Linked DNA regions of Mus musculus: region 2 is linked to region 1. The links are chromatin contacts, found by POLR2A ChIA-PET in ENCODE. All regions are on one chromosome and are shown on one strand. Each heading gives the region's core, a stretch centred on a gene start or an enhancer-like site at or near the end of the contact. The rest is flanking DNA. Distances are from core to core; before and after follow the strand shown.

Region 1 (5,689 bases), core at 703-3,202:
ACCAAGGGGAGGGAAACCCATAATCAGAATATACTATATGAAAAAAACATATTTTCAATAAAAGAAATAAAAGTTGTAATTTTGCTTTAACCCTTAATAAATGAAAAATAAAAATAAAAACAAATAGGTGATTAAGTAAAAACAAATTGGTAATTAAGTAAAGACAAATAGGTAATTAAGTAGGCAACCTCTAACACAGAACTGAAAGGAAATGGCTTCATTTACTTCCCAATATTTATAGAGCCAAATGGAGTAGACACACAATTATAATTATGACTAATATAGAAATTTTATTGTCCATGGAAATTGCTGTGTGAAACTGTGATGGACAACCCTGAACTTAAAGGTCCTTGGAGGTGGCTCAAGGTGCTACTTGCGTTTCCTTTAGAGGCCACACTTCCTGGTACACAGTGATTGCTCAGTTGGTATCTGGTGAAGGAACACAGAGATGCCTTTTATGTTTGTCTATGCGTGTGTCTTCTTTGACCTCCAGCAACATGGTAACGGGTCCCAGCCTTGTTTCTCCCAACTGCAAATAAATACATCACCTATGTGCTCCTGGCATCCCGCCAGTGACCTCTGCTCTAGTAAGTCTTTAGGCTCTGAGCGACACACAGGTGCAGCTCAGTCAGCACCTAACATGAAATATGCATAGATCAGCAAACTTTTAAAAAGATGAACTGCCTTGACCGATGTCCAAACGAAGGTTAGCAAATGTGGGAAAAGAACAGAGTAAGGGGCTTGAAGTTAAACGAAGAAAAGAAAAGAACAACAAAAAAACCCTAATAGCACTCATTCTTGTGGAAGGGGCAGCAGTATGGAAAATATGCACAGTTATATTTGAACTGCCTTAAATGAGGTGAGGGTAACGAAATCTCACATCCATGTATTAAAAACAAAAAACAACAACAACAACAACAAAAAAAAACTGCAATCACTTTCCTGGGATTAGACAGTGCCTCGGCCCCCCTCCCCCAACCTCAAGCTGTCTGTTATAGAGTCAGACACAGCCAAGGAGTCGACCTTCCCAAAAGTCTGAGGACTCTGATCCTTAAGAAGCCGCCAGCCAACTGGAACCATCCTGCACGAAATACGGTTGAGATTCCATTAAGAGCTGAGCACGCATTCAAGCCCTTTAGAGGTCTGTCCACGAGAGAATCCCAAGAGCTGAGAGAGACTAGGAGCTAATAAAGGAGAGTCTTTTCCTTAGGAGTCCTCGGCCTGTGTGTCAGTGTGACAGGCCGAGTTAACAGAAAAGCCACACATCCACATTCACTGCCAAACTGAGAATCCACCTAGCGCCGCTGCATTCTGCTTTTTTTCTTTTTCCCTGATGGCGCAGAGTGCCCGGTGCATACATATTTTCTATTGACTGAATGGTTCAAGGATTGAATGGAGAGAAGTCGGAGACAGGAGCTTGCCCTCTACTATGAGGCAATAATGGCATTAAAAAGATGTTAGTATGTATTTGGGAGGAGTATGATTTATTTGCAGAAACGCAGAGTTCTGCAGAGGCCCGAATCCAGGCAGGGAGCTCTAGTTGGAAACGCCCTGACAACGGGAAGGGGTGGAAGCCTGAAACCTTCTTGGCCAAAAGCACCGTGGTGCAAGATCGAGGTCAAAAAGAGCTTCCCTTGAAGCATCAAGGGGCCCCCTCTCTGTCCCCAGGTCGTCCCCAGGCTAAACCCTCGTGAGCTATAAATACAACGGTCCACATGCAGCAGAGACACGGTGTTCCCTCGGCTCGCTGGGACAGATAGCATGAATTTGCCCTTTAAACGTCCCAAGCTGCAGGCACAGCCCCCAACCCACCCCTAGCTCCCGGAAGCGTCTTCGCCCCCAATGCCCTCTGCAAAGGAGGGGGATGGAGAGGGGCTGTCCAGGGACCAGCCCAGCCAATGCGCGCTGCGCGCTCGCCGGGGTCCCTCCTCCTCTCGCGAGACGCCGAGCCGGGGATATAAGGAGGGCTGCGGTCAGGCGGGCGGTCCCTTCGCGTCGTGCAGGGACGGATTCGGGGTGGCGGTGCCTGGCCGGGCGTAGGCAAGAGCAAACGAGCGGCTCCTTGCAGGCTGTGTGCGCCCGGCTTTCAGCATGGGGGATCAGGCTTTGAGCTTTCTTAAGGACTTCCTGGCAGGTGGCATCGCCGCCGCCGTCTCCAAGACGGCGGTCGCCCCGATCGAGAGGGTCAAACTGCTGCTGCAGGTCAGGACGGCTGGGGGCGCGAGCGGGGCGCGGCAGGGCGCTGGGGGGATGCGGGGCGGGGCGCGCGCGTCAGGGCGCAGGGATGCGGGCGGGGCGCGGGGATGCTGCGGCGCGGGCGCGCGCGACGCTGCGGAAAAATCTGTGCTAGGCCGCAAGCCCGGGGCCTAGGCGAAGGGGAAGGTGCCCTCTACGCAGATACAGGTCCAGCGTCAGTGGCAGATTCCTGGTGTCGGGTGGCGCCCGCGTTGGGGTGTCTATATATGGAAACCCACCCCGAAGCTGGTCTACCTCGAGCCAGATCCTGTGCCCGGTACAGCAAGCGACATTCCATCTAAGGCCTCTTAGGCGGGCCTCACCCTTTGGCCACATCCTCTGCACCTTCTTATCTGCATCCACCCTTGACAATTGAAGCATCAGATTAATCATTGACTGGGGTTCGCTCTATGTCGCGTGCGCTGCGCTATAACTTGACATTGATTTCATTCATCTTTCCTATAACCTCTGCAAGATAGGAATCGTCCTTGGCCCGTATTCACAGATGGAGACACTGAGGCAGAAATCCAGAAGTAATATTCAGGATAAATTCAGACCGCCTTGGCCATCTTGTCCCCATATAATTTTCTCCCCGGTCATTGAAGGGGCCTGCCATCATCATCTGATCCATCTCAAAGGCAAACGCTGTTCAATGGGGAAGAGCCGTTTGGGCATTTAAACATAACACAAAATGCTCCAACAGATTGGCCACGGCAGTAGTAACTCACTAATCACTTGAATTATCTGCTTGAAAATTTTCAGACACCTACTGTTAAGACAACCTTGTCTCGGGGGACATTCGAGTAAAGCAGGGACATTGTCATCTGCTCACCATGTTAAGAGCCCTTGAGGGAGGGATCTTTATTGCCATTCCCCATAAGCCTGCAGGGAATTTCGCTCAAATGTCCTTATAATGTCGAGAAATTGGACTGCTTTTTAGCTTAGTCAAGTAACTAACATTTATTGGTATGTTCTTGGTAACTGATTTCCTGATACATTAAAAAACAATTGGAATTCTCCCTTGTCACTTGAAAGTGAAAGATGGGCGAGGAACCCTGGGCATAGCAGTGCACATTTATAATCCCAGCATTTGGGAGGCAACACAGGATGATTTTTTAGTTCCAGGCTAGCCTGGGCTATATAGGATGACCCTATCCTTTCAAAACAAAAATAAGAAAAACTGAGGAAATACAAATCCTTTTTCCCCCTCTGTCTTCCCTTCTCTCTGCCTGTCCTCTGCCACCCCTTCCTCCCTCCCACCCCAAACTAGGTCCAGCATGCCAGCAAACAGATCAGTGCAGAGAAGCAGTACAAAGGCATCATTGATTGTGTCGTGAGAATCCCCAAGGAGCAGGGCTTTCTCTCTTTCTGGAGGGGTAACCTGGCCAACGTGATCCGGTACTTCCCCACTCAAGCCCTGAACTTCGCCTTCAAAGACAAGTACAAGCAGATCTTCCTGGGAGGCGTGGATCGCCATAAGCAGTTCTGGCGCTACTTTGCTGGTAACCTGGCCTCTGGTGGGGCAGCTGGGGCCACCTCCCTCTGCTTCGTCTACCCGCTGGACTTTGCTAGGACCAGGCTGGCTGCCGACGTGGGCAAGGGATCTTCCCAGCGAGAATTCAATGGGCTGGGCGACTGTCTCACCAAGATCTTCAAGTCGGACGGCCTGAAGGGTCTCTACCAGGGTTTCAGTGTCTCTGTCCAGGGCATCATCATCTACAGAGCTGCCTACTTCGGAGTCTATGACACTGCCAAGGGTGAGAGGGGGGCTTTGGGGTGGAAGGTGTGGGGAGGGGGTTATGGAGAGAGGATTCTGTGTGATCTACCCTTCCATGATGACCTTTGTGTGTTAGTTGCCTTTCCTACCTCTGAGCTAACCTGAGTTCTGAGGAGGTAATGTGATGTGGTTTGGATAAGTTAGTAGGTAAAGGAGCCTCTGTCTCCCGTACTGGTAAATACTGTGGCTTTGAGCTACTCAGGAGGCAAAGCCTCCCTCTAACCCAACACAGCTGCTAGTCTCTCAGCTGAACTAGAAGCAAGCTCTGTGTCAATAGAGCTGTAGCTTCTTTGGATTAAGGGAAAGCGGCAGCCAACTTTGCCTGGTTGCATGTAAGGGGGCCTCGGGGGAGGAGCTGGTTCTTGTGGAAGGGCAGGGTATGGCGTTGGGTCCGTAGCCTTGTCTTCCGTTGACCTGCTTTTGAAGCACCTGATAGCCATTTGCTTCTTGGCTCTGCTCACAGGGATGCTGCCAGACCCCAAGAATGTGCACATTATCGTGAGCTGGATGATTGCCCAGAGTGTGACAGCGGTGGCGGGGCTGGTGTCCTATCCGTTTGACACTGTTCGTCGTAGGATGATGATGCAGTCTGGCCGGAAAGGGGGTAAGCATGAACTCCCCCAAGTGTGAATCTTAGGTGTTACCCCTGGAGAACATACACTCACAAGTGCTACGAGGCCTTGTTTTTCTAAGTTGAAGGGCAAAATGTCTTCATCAGGCCTTCAGAAACCAAGATTCTAATTTCTCCTTTAGCTTTTCCTTAAGGGAATTTTGTTCTTTTTATTAAAGAAATAAGAACGTAACAAAATGAGGTTTTTAGAGTTGGCCCTAGGTATTTAGCATTAACAGCCTGGGTGCATAAGCAAGGGCAAAGAAGTAATTAGCTGTACACTTAAAACCCCTGCTTCCGATTATAGTTATTGGGAGTATAAATGAGATGGGATGTTTTAGCTAAATGAGAAATGGCTTGACCATCCTGCTTTGGGAGTTTTAGCTTCATAGGTAAAAGCATGAAGCGGCCATTCTTAAAGTAAAAAAAAACAAAAAACAAAACCCACATATACACTCACACACATACCAAATGTGAGGGGATTTTGTACACCCCAACAGTCATACCTTTTATCCTCCACAATCTTGGGCAGTGTAATCTGAGGCCAGGGCTCGTTCGCTCATCCATAAGAAGTTATCCAGAGAGTGTGACAGACACTCCTTCCTCAGCCCGCCTTCCAGTTTTAGCCCCATAGTCTGTAAACTGTCTGATTGCTCCAGTTTTTACATAACTGATCTTTTTCATAACCGAGTTCTCGAGTTAAGGTTGCTAGAAGACAGGGTAACTGTTACTCGGGAGGAAAGGAGCCCTTACCCACGTTTGTCTCCACAGCTGATATTATGTACACGGGGACACTTGACTGCTGGAGGAAGATTGCAAAAGATGAAGGAGCCAACGCTTTCTTCAAAGGTGCTTGGTCCAATGTACTGAGAGGCATGGGTGGTGCTTTTGTATTGGTATTGTATGATGAGATCAAAAAATATGTGTAATACCCAAGCTCACAAGTTCACAGATCCATTGTGTGGTTTAACAGACTATTCTTGAGGAAATAAAACAAAAAAAAGAGACAGATCTTGGATAAAACCAGACCGTAAGGAATACCTCAGAAAAAAATGCTTCATTGAGTA
Region 2 (5,507 bases), core at 2,944-5,443, 240 kb after region 1:
TCAGCCAAAAGCTAGAAGACATCCTGGAATTTGCTTCATACACATCATGCTGAATTTTTATTTCCCCCCCCCGAATTCCTTCTAACATTTCAATAAACTATAGCATCTAAAGGAGTCTGATACCAGAAACATGGGTAACACACAATTACAACTCTGCAATATATAGTTTCAAGAACTCTACTTACATTGTGTGACAATTTTCTTCAAGACAGCCCTAAAGGTTCAAAAGGAAGATTAAACCTTCTAATTTACACAGAGGTGCCCTGTGGGCTGCTGAGGGAGTTAGTATATAATTCTATTGAATCCTATTTAATTTGAGTTTATTTTTCTTATCTTATTAACTCATTTTTTTATTGGCAAAATGGAGGGATACTTAATATATATCACTCTAAATTCTATGATAAAAGGTGTTTTGGAAGACATACCTTTAGGTGGTGCTAGCTGAAAAGCCAGATCGAAGCCGCCTCTTATTCTGAAGAGTATATCCATAGAGCATAGTTTTGGGAAACCACCTAGAACAAAGGAAACCACAATTCCCTTGAAGTGCAAGACAAACTCGTCTTCATATGAATTAGAATATACTTCAGTTAGGATATGGCATTAATTAAACTAGATTTTTCTACTTATTTCATGAGTTAATGACTTATGTATAAATATACAACAACCCCTGTAAATTCTTTTTTAAAAAGTTTTCAAACCTTAATCCCATACTGAAGTCATCTAGGGACACTTAGGAGTGTCAATGCCTCCTAACTCTGGAACAGCATAAGGCCATCCTGGGCACGAGAATACGTAAAAGCCTGCCCTGCTGCCTTTCATGGCGATTACAATATGAAAAGGAGGTTCAGAAGCACTGCATTTGGCACTGGAATCTTGATGCATTTAGCAACGACATGAAATTGTCAGTGGTAAAAAACTAGTTGAAGAACATGACCAGAAGGGGATGGAGAGGTGGCACTGACGGCTCTTCCAGAGGTCCTGAGTTCAATTCCCAGAAACCACATGGTGGCTCACAAACACCTGTAGTGGGATCTGATGCCCTCTTCTGGTGTGTCTGAAGACAGCTACAGTGTACTCAGAAACCTAACATAAATAAGTAATTCTTTTTCTTTTTTTCTTTTTTTGGTTTTTCAAGACAGGGTTTCTCTGTGTAGCCCTGGCTGTCCTGGAACTCACTCTGTAGACCAGGCTGGCCTCGAACTCAGAAATCTGCCTGCCTCTGCCTCTGTGCTGGGATTAAAGGTGTGCGTCACCATGCCCAGCCCAAATAAATAATTCTTAAAACAACAACAAAAGAAAACATGTCAAGAACACTGAGCTTAACACACGGAGAGACTGTGGCTAAGCCAGCGGGAGGAAAGGAGCTACCGATGGTGACACGCTGGAAGAACTCATCATTGGCAAGGCTCAACAGTGATTTCACATTTAGAAAATACACCAGGATTAGATACAGGGATGTGAACCAAACTGCAGCAGTGAGAACACCACAGAGCTAGAGAGTGTGCGAGACAGAATTTATTTGGCTTAGACAATGGTCGCCACTGACAGAGAGAGATAAAAAGCATCTGCAAAATGGAAGCGACTAGCAGTTCTTAGCTGGGATCCATGTTGAGTTTCAGGTAGCAAATGATACATATAACAAAAGAGCTGTCTCATAATGTGTTTGTATGTGTTTGGGGGAGGTGGATTCTTGAGGAAAGTTTTCAAAGATTTTATCAAGTTCTTAAACTATGACTTGAACACTTAAGGACTACATGACCCAAGAATCCATGGTGCTTTGACTGAGAATGGCCCCCAGAGGCTCATATTGAAATTCTTGGTCCTGAGCTGGTGGAACTGTTTGGGAAGGATAAGAGGTGTGCCATAGAGGCTGGCTTCGGGCTTCAGACGCCTCCCACCATTCCCACGATGCTCTCTGCCTCCTGCTTGCAGATCAAGATGTGAGCTCTCATATGCTGCTCCAGAGGCTTCACCAAGTCATGGCTTTGCTTCGTCACCATAGGCACTAATGATAGAACCATAGGCACTAACTCCAGAACCATAAGGCCAACTAAACTCTTGGTCATGTGCACGGTGTCTTATTACAGCAACCCAAAAGACACTAACAGAAGAACCCTGTGGCGGTTTGTATATGCTTAGCCCAGGGAGTGGCACTATTAGAAAGTGTGGCCCTGCTGGAGTAGGTGTGTCACTGTGGGTGTGGGCTTTAAGACCCTTGTCCTAGCTGCCTGGGAGCCAGTCTTCTAGCAGCCTTCAGATGGATGTAGAACTCTCAGCGACTCCTGCACCATGCCTGTCTGGATGCTGCCATGTTTCCGCCTTGATAATGGACTGAACCTCTGAACCTGTAAGCCAGCCTCAATGAAATGTTGTCCTTATAAGAGTTGCCTCGGTCATGGTGCCTGTTCACAGCAATGAATCCCTCAGACAAACCCTATTCTGGAACAAGTGAGCTAGAACTGACTCCTAAGGCTTCAAATGACTGAACCTTGGGCATATATTACCTTTGATTGTCAGAACATTATGAAGTAGGTGCCGGTGCAGTTTTTTATTTTGTAAATTTCTTGTCACATCTCTGCAAGAGTGACAGCTTTTATGTAACCTGTTCAAAGACTACACCATGTCCCAATTTCACTCCATTAACTTCATTCTAAGCGAACAACAAAAAGTTTAATAATGCTGTCCATTCATTCTGTTGTTTATCATAAAAAACTAAACCCCTCAAAACTGGAAAATACTGTGAGAACTACCAGTGAGAAGTTTGATAAATTTAGAACAACATTACCATTTGAGTAAGAAAAATACTTACATAAACTGAAGATTGAAAAGACAAGCAAAAAACCCTGTCTTGAAAAAAAAAAAGAAAGAAAGAAAGAAAGAAAGAAAAAGAAAAAAGAAAGAAAGAAAAGAAAGAAAAAAGAAAAGACAAGCAAGAGTAAGGTTTAACTCGGGTACTTATACAATAAGATTTCTGCTTAACATAATCAGTCACGCCTATTCTTTTCTGTAAAAAATGGGGAAAAGATATGGTACTTCAACCAGGGTTGTTATGACAATTCTTTAAGCAATCATATGTGAAAGCGCCAGGGTCTCTTTAGGCTTTTAAAGCAAGATACTCTATGAAGATGTAATATTTAAGCTGAAATTCGAAGGGCAGGTAAGTAGCCCATAAAAGAAGCCTTAAATTTTCCAAGGTAAAGAGGTATTCTTATGTGTGTAAGCCCATTCTAAGCACAGTGGCCAATTGGTGAAGGTTCGCTTAATTGAAACAACATGTAGGAAGGCTGATGTATACGATTGTAAGCCCAACACTTGGGAGGTAGAGGCAGGAAGGTCTGGATTTCAAAGTCATTCCTGACTGTGTAGCCAGTTCAAGGACAGCCTGGGTTTTGTGAGGCTCTGTCCTAAAACCAAAGCAAAAGATCACTTAGACTATGACCCATGGACGGACAGCAAGGACAAAGCTCAAGGACGGTAAAGAAGGTTTTAATACAGCCAGCCAGAAGTAGAACCCAGACTTGATTATTGACTTTGTTCTTGAGATGAGGCAAGTTTGTCAAGGGTTTGGTGGGCACAAGGAGGGGTGAGCTGGGTTATCGAATGGGAATTCTGAAGGAAGAGTGCGGGGAGAACAGGAAATGATGAGCCGGCTCTGTAACTGCTGAGTTTGAATGATTTATTTAAGTGGAAGCAGTTGACTAGACTTATGAATTGGGTTCGGAGAGAAAGCTCAGGGTGTAAGCTGAAGATTATCATCTGCGGTACAGATGGCAGGACTTAGCTGAGCTAGGAGAAGGGGGAAGCTGGAGAGTTCTGTGCCACGTAAGCGAAGGGAGAAGACTATTTTAAGGAAGTTAGGTCTATCTTTTCAAAACCAAAAGTTCTTTTAGCTAGCTTCTAAATACGACAAATAGTGCCTTACTGTCAAGATGCACTGACTGACCCGGAGAGTCGCATGACCCGGTGCTGCTGGTGACCAGATCACCCAAGAGATCCAAGTGAGGATAGTTTGTACCGCGACTTTTGGCCTCTCAGGAGCAGCTCCTTTTAGGGGCCTGGAGCCATTCTCCTAACGGTTGACGAAGTCCTAGGGGTAAATACGGGGAGGTCACTGACAACCAGAATCACTTACCAAGCACCACTGGCGATGGCAAGAACACCTACTTCGTGCAAGCAAGGGTCGTCCCGGAAGTGACGTCACGCCCGCCGACTGCGGGGCTCCGACAGGTGACTACAACTCCCAGAATGCTTCGCGTCAACCATCACGGAGCGTACCACAGGGAAACTATTCGCCGATGGCGGGGAAACAGAAGGCTTAGTTTCGAGAGATTTTATTGGCTGAGACTTACGTATTCTATGGCCTTTCTTCCGTTTTCGTGGACGCGCCGTGCGGGTTCGAACGTTCCGAGGGCCTACAGTAGCACGTTGGGAAAGGGTTCTCCCGTTCCCACGGCAACGCGGCCTAACATGCGCCAGCGGCAGCTTGCGGAACTGTGCGGCGCGCGCCTCTGCTGCTGCGCTCTAGGCTGGAGCCCCGGCCAAGCGCGTGGCCTCGAGCTCTTCGGGCTCTGCTGTGGAGTGATCCCCGACCGGAGCAGGGTCCATCTGATTCTGGTTGTGGGATTAGGTGTCTTTTGGAGAGGTGACTCGGCCTCGCAGACATGGGTTTTCCTTAGCTACCTGCCTACTTCAAGCTACCTTTCCTTAGAGGGAATAACTTAGACAATCAGTCCATTTATTTTCTGCAGTTTCTCCCTTTTAGCCAAACTTTTTTTTTTTTTTTCCTGGCGTAGAAAAGAATTTATTGAGTAAATTGCAAGGATGCAGTGGACAGGGCTGTAACAGAGGAACCTTCTTAGCCAAACTTTTTGAAGGGAACTTGCCATATTCTACTTGGGTAGAATCCCACGATTTTCGTGTCTACGTGATTATAAACCAAAATTTATGCCTTTTAAAGTCTGTTTTCCTACTTCTACCTGACCAGAAGGAGAGGGTTGCAAAAAACATTGCGTAAATGTGTGAATGAATACTTTGTAAGTTTTACTTAAAGAGTTTATTGTAGGGACAAAGTTGAAGGCATTGGCCGCAAGCGCTGGGGCGACAATGGTAAAAAACTAAAGGGGTTTTGTCGTTCAAGCCGCTCCGGAGGTTAGGGCAGAGGTTCCCTGATTCCAGGAGTTCCATTCCAGTCTGGGCAGCGTTGCCTCAAGAATGTGGTGAAGGAGATTGAAACTCAGTTCATGGTTCCTAGCTGTCAGTTCACTGGGGAAAATAAAGGGTGCCAAACCACGGATATAAGATGACTGTTAATGAAGCTTGGGAAGGTGTTAAAGCGGAGAATCTCCAGGAGAAGAGACCAACTCCATGACTGTCCAATTAAAGCAAGCTGTGTGTTGGGGTGTGCCCGTACTAGCCTGCTGGCTGTCTCACTCTGAGAGCACCCCTTGCGGCAGCCTCATTAGGTCCTTTTTACACGAGAGAGAGAGAGAGAGAGAGAGAGAGAGAGA

Evidence for each region. ChIA-PET counts read pairs that join two places held with the same protein, here RNA polymerase II (POLR2A).
Region 2: POLR2A ChIA-PET joins it to region 1 with 21 read pairs in Patski. The contact joins the promoter of Ufsp2 here to the promoter of Slc25a4 in region 1. POLR2A ChIA-PET finds 5 or more read pairs at or near these places in 2 of 5 experiments (Patski and embryonic stem cell).

What each region holds. Positions count from the first base shown.
Region 1 is chr8:46,207,325-46,213,013 of GRCm38, reverse strand. It overlaps Slc25a4 (solute carrier family 25 (mitochondrial carrier, adenine nucleotide translocator), member 4), which reads left to right and starts at 1,952. Exons shown (of 4, transcript NM_007450.5): 1 at 1,952-2,202; 2 at 3,506-3,992; 3 at 4,476-4,616; 4 at 5,394-5,689. The coding sequence starts at 2,092. The coding sequence ends at 5,551.
Region 2 is chr8:45,974,214-45,979,720 of GRCm38, reverse strand. Ufsp2 (UFM1-specific peptidase 2) reads right to left here and starts at 4,193. Exons shown (of 12, transcript NM_138668.2): 1 at 4,133-4,193; 2 at 426-512. The coding sequence starts at 489. It overlaps 1700029J07Rik (RIKEN cDNA 1700029J07 gene), which reads left to right and starts at 4,469. Exons shown (of 7, transcript NM_001033148.3): 1 at 4,469-5,507.